Linked DNA regions of Homo sapiens: region 2 is linked to region 1. Evidence: read pairs that join two places in POLR2A ChIA-PET (ENCODE). Cell type or tissue: Panc1. All regions are shown on one strand.

Evidence for each region. Peaks named below come from ENCODE experiments on the same cell type or tissue, not always from the same donor. Only the 100,000 strongest peaks of a DNase experiment are listed, where the experiment ranks them.
Region 2: POLR2A ChIA-PET joins it to region 1 with 9 read pairs; 12 of 35 experiments call an interaction of 5 or more read pairs at or near these places.

The regions. Positions count from the first base shown.
Region 1 is chr19:39,429,601-39,432,100 of GRCh38, forward strand. No RefSeq gene overlaps it. Among named protein-coding and RNA genes, the nearest start is that of RPS16, 5.1 kb to the right of the region's middle. RefSeq lists an enhancer at 1,844-1,963. In Panc1, no CTCF peak of the experiment used is centred here; DNase peaks (open chromatin) are centred at 1,361, 2,152 and 2,406; H3K4me3 peaks cover 1,075 bases; H3K27ac peaks cover 2,344 bases.
Region 2 is chr19:39,361,790-39,364,289 of GRCh38, forward strand. The region is part of intron 3 of SAMD4B (sterile alpha motif domain containing 4B); the gene reads left to right. Among named protein-coding and RNA genes, the nearest start is that of SAMD4B, 21 kb to the left of the region's middle. In Panc1, no CTCF peak of the experiment used is centred here; a DNase peak (open chromatin) is centred at 1,104.

The DNA of each region.
Region 1 (2,500 bases):
GGCTCACTGCAACCTCTGCCGCTGGAGTTCAGTGGTGCGATCTTGGCTCACTGCAACCTCTGCCGCTGGAGTTCAATGGTGCGATCTTGGCTCACTGCAACCTCTGCCTCTGGGGTTCAAGTGATTCTCCTGCCTCAGCCTCCCAAGTAGCTGGGATTGCAGGCGAGTGCCACCACGCCCAGCTAATTTTTTTGTATTTTTGGTAGAAACAGGGTTTCACCATGTTGGCCAGGCTGGTCTCAAACTCCAGACCTCGTGATCCACCCACCTCGGCCTCCTAAAGTGCTGGGATTACAGGCATGAGCCACCGTGCCTGGCCTTTTTTCTTTTTTGAGACGGACCCTTGCTCTGTGGCTCAGGTTGGAGTGCAGCGGCAAGGTCTCAGCTCACTGCAACCTCTACCTCCAGGGTTCAAGCAATTTTCCTGTCTCAGCCTCCTGAGTAGCTGGGACTACAGGCACACGCCACCACACCCAGATAGTTTTTGTATTTTTAGTAAAGACGGGGTTTCACCATATTGGTCAGGCTGGTCTCCAACTCCTGACCTCAGGTGATCCACCCGCCTTGGCCTCCCAAAGTGCTGCGATTACAGATGTGAGCCACCACGCCTGGCTTTTTTTTTTTTTTTTTTTTGAGGCGGAGTCTCGCTCTGTCGTCCAGGCCAGAGTACAGTGGTGCAATCTCTCAGCTCACTGCAACCTCCACCTCCCGGGTTCAAGCCATTCTCCTGCCTCAGCCTCCCAAACAGCTGGGACGACAGGCACCCGCCACCATGCCCAGCCTTTTTTTTTTTTTTTGTATTTTTAGTAGAGACCAGGTTTCGCCATGCTGGCAAGGCTGGTCTCGAACTCCTGACCTCAAGCCATCCACCTGCCTTGGCCTCCCAAAGTGCTGGGATTACAGGCGTGAGCCACTGGGCCCAGCCCCCGACTCATTTTATGTATCCTGTGTCAGTGCTGTCCCATATAACCTTCCTTGATGACGGAAATGTTCTAATATGTGCAGCCCCGCTTGGTAGCCATACATGGCTTCTGAGCACTGGCTACTGTATTAACTAGGGTAGATACATAGAAAGTGGGCAAGTGGACAGAAAATCTCAAGTTGTAAAACATTCCCCCTGAGCATTTAGGTGCGGGACTTCCCTATTGGCTGCAGAGGCTGGAACTAGGAAGTAGAAATCTCTGCGCTCCCCAAACAATGAAGTTCACTCGCTTCCTATGAGTCATTAGCCACTCAACGAAGTCCTCACTTAACGTCATCAATAGGTTCTGGGAAACCGTGACCTTAAGCGAAACGACGTATAAGGAAACCAGTTTGTTTAAAGGACTGTTATTACAGGATCTGCTTGTTTTGCTTAAGTCCGTTTCCAAGCACCTATACAAAACGCTGAGGATGCACTGTGCTTTGAAGCCCAACTCCTCTTCCAGCACCGGCAGCAACCCTTGCGTCATTTGTGACTCCTTGGGAGGGGGAAGAGGGCTGTGGTCACTCAGTGCCCCATGACGAGCACATGGCCCGGCACAGGTGTTCAAGGAAAGTGAATGAGCAAGTTGAGGCCACAGACACCCGAAAACAACTCATCACAGACATGGTCTCCCTGGCTACTCTTCCTACCGGCCAGCAGACCCTGGTTCCCATGTCCTCTCCCCCAAGGAGTCCACCTGACTCCTCCAGGCTGTCAGGCACCGCTTGAGTCCCACAGCCTCTTGTGCTTTTCCCACAAGCGGCCACCCTGACTCCTTAGCTCCTCATGTTGAGGGGCCACAGGGTAGAGATGGGGCCTCTTGAGCAGATCTGTGACAACCTAAACTAGTAGTCAAGAACCTGGGCTCTAGGTCGGGCGCGGTGGCTCACGCCTGTTAATCCCAGCACTTCGAGAGGCCAAGGCAGGGGGATCTACCTGAGGTCAGGAGTTCAAGATCAGCCTGGATAACATAGTGAAACCCACGTCTCTACTAAAAATACAAAAATCAGTCAGGTGTGGTGGCACTTGCCTGTAGTCCCAGCTACTCAGGAGGCTGAGGCAGAATTGCTTGAACCCGGAAGGCGGAGGTTGCAGTGAGCTGAGATTGTGCAGCTACACTCCAGCCTGGGTGACAGAGCAAGACTCCGTCTCCAAAAAAAAAAAAGGCGGGGGGGGGGGGGCAGGTGTGGCGGCTCACACTTGTAATCCCAGCACTTTGGGAGGCCATGGCGGGTAGATTACCTGAGGTCAGGAGTTCCAGACCAGCCTGGCCAACGTGGTGAAACCGTCTCTACTAAAAATAGAACAATTAGCTGGGCAAGGTGGCAGGCGCCTGTAATCCCAGCTACTCGGGAGGCTGAGACAGGAGAATTGCTTGAACCCGGGAGGCGGAGGTTGCGGTGAGCCGAGATCACGCCATTGCACTCCAGCCAGGGATACAAGAGCAAAACTCTGTCTCAAAAAAAAGAAAAAGAAAAAAAAAGAACCTGGGGTCTTCCACAGCCCGGTTACCTGTCCAAAATGCCACTTTGGGCT
Region 2 (2,500 bases), 68 kb before region 1:
GGTGGGCGCCTGTAGTCCCAGCTACTCAGGAGGCTGAGGCAGGAGAATGGCGTGAACCCAGGAGGCACAGGAGCTTGCAATGATCCGAGATCGCACCACTGCACTCCAGCCTGGGCGACAGAGCCAGACTCCGTCTCAAAGAAAAAAAAAAGTTGCCTGTCTCCAAGCCCTTCTTTAGCTTGGTCCCTTCAAACCTGGAGAGCTGAACAGTGAGGTAGATCCCCTGCTTTTTTGTGGGTTGTATCTCCATGTCCCACCGAACCAACCTTAGTACTTCCTCCAGTTCTCCAGGGAGACCTTGGGTGTGGGTCAGAGCTGCCCAGTTGTCTGCTTCCTGCTCAGATAGATCAGGTAGCACAGAGCTGACCTAGGTGAATATGTCCCTAGCTTTGTGTTAGAATCCCCCAGGGCCTTTCTAAAAATAATGTGAAGCCCAGGTCCTATCCCTGGAGATTTAAAGCTCCCTGGTTGACTCTTGGGTGCACCCAGTGGAGAACCACTTGTCTTGATGCTGACGCTGATTTTGGGTAGGCCCGGGAAGCTGGTGAGGATACTGTTGTGTGACCTACTAGAAGTGGGGAGTCGGGGCTTATAGCTGTGGAAAGCCTGGCCTAGGTCATCGCTTCCTCTCAGGCAGCTGGGAAGGTATAGGGAAGTCCTCCAGCACAGGCAGCCAGCATCAGTTTCATGGAAGTAGGACATGAGGCGCAACACCTAGAAACAGAAAAGCAATATTCCAAGGGTCTCTGGAACAGGGAAGAAGAGGTCCCAGGTTACCCCTTGTTGTAATCCCTGTTTGTTCTCCAGGTGCTGTCTTCCCTGCCTCTTTGGAGCTAGAACAATAACCCTGGTCCTCTCCTTTCCTCTGATGCTGACTTGGACCAGAAGGCTGTTCCTATGGACAGGAGGAAGGAGACTAGGGGGGTCAGGGGAGCTGAATTCCACTTCCCTCCACTGTCCTGTAGCTTCCTGGGAGACATTTCCTGCATTTTCTTCCCACCTCCTATTCTGAGTCAGTCCCCATATCTAGCAGGTTTAAACTCCTCCCTCTCTGGCTCATTCAGTCTGGGTGGGGAAACTGAGGTCAGGAGGGGCAATGGCAAGTGAGTCATCAGAGCTCAGCCCTGTCCTCCACCCTCCACTTTCAGGCTCTGCTTGACAGTTCATCAAACAAAAATGTGAGCCCCCTGCCCTCCCCTGTGTCCATGTGAGCAGGGGTGAGGCAGAGAAGGTCATGTTTAGAGCCAAACCCTAGCCCCTCTGACTGGTGCCTGAGGCTACTCCAATTGTTGCACCAGGCCAGTACATAAAAATGGGTTTGCTCTTAGAGCAGTCTCGATTGGTGCCTGTAATTTGCCAGGACCCAGGGTCATGACCTACTTAGCTCTAGTCACCTGGCCAGCTCTGCCCTGCTGCCACTATAGCCAGGGAGGACATTTATACGCACAGCATTCCTCAACCTCTCCATGTTTGCAGAGTCCAAGTTTGCAGCTTGGTGAGAAGCAGCCGTTGGTGTCTTGGCATTCCCCAGCCCCTTCCCCCATCTGCCCACCTCCAGAATTTCATCATTGCTTGTTGTACTTCTAGCTCCAAGGAATCAGAGATGTGTCTGTTTTTGGTAAATAACTGTATGAAATTCCCCACCCCTGTCGGGAATCTTAAGGGGAAGGCCCAGATGTGCTTTTGTACATGAACTGTTCCCACCAGCCCTGAAACAGCATGGGCTCTAGATTCAACGAGGAGCAACAACAATAATAGTTAAAATGTACTTGAGCACTTACCACATGCCAGACGCTTTGCATGATTGTCTCATTGACTCTTTACAACAATCCTGTGAGGTAGAGGCCTTACAGTCCCCATTTACAGAAGAGACCAAGGATCAGAGAGGTTAAAGGACTGGCCCACAATGATATTGAGTTAGGTCATGGAGGCAGAGCTAGATTTTGAATCCAGCAAGTTTGCCTGTTGAACTTGTGCTCTTACTTAGTATACTCTGCTAGGACCTGAGACAGAGTACACCACTACCTTCCAGGGGACCATCTGGGTTCAATTGTGCAGGTATTCGTTGGGCCTCTGCTGTGCCTCCACTCTGGGCCAGGCTTTTTCTGATCTGGGCAGGAAACTAGAAGTTCCATCCCCACCCATTATTTACAGCCCCAGCTGGGCTCACCCCAAGGGGCCTGAGGCTGCACAAATTACTTGGGCCAGTTCCAGTGCTCACTGATGCTTCTCAGTCATGGGAGGCCCGCCCTCCCCACCACCACCACACAGACACATGAACACACATTTCCCCAGAATCAGCCTCCATTTGTCCAAAACCACTCTCCCCTTTCTCGGCAGCAGAACAAGGTCCTGCATTGAGCCCAACCCTTGGGGCTGTTCTGTCATGTCCCCTGGCAGTACCAGAGAAGCTGTGTCCCTTAGCCCTGGGGTCCTGGCAGTACTCTGGAGTGGGGAAAGGACTAGACAAGGCTTCTCTCTGTCCCAGATGCCTCTGGCT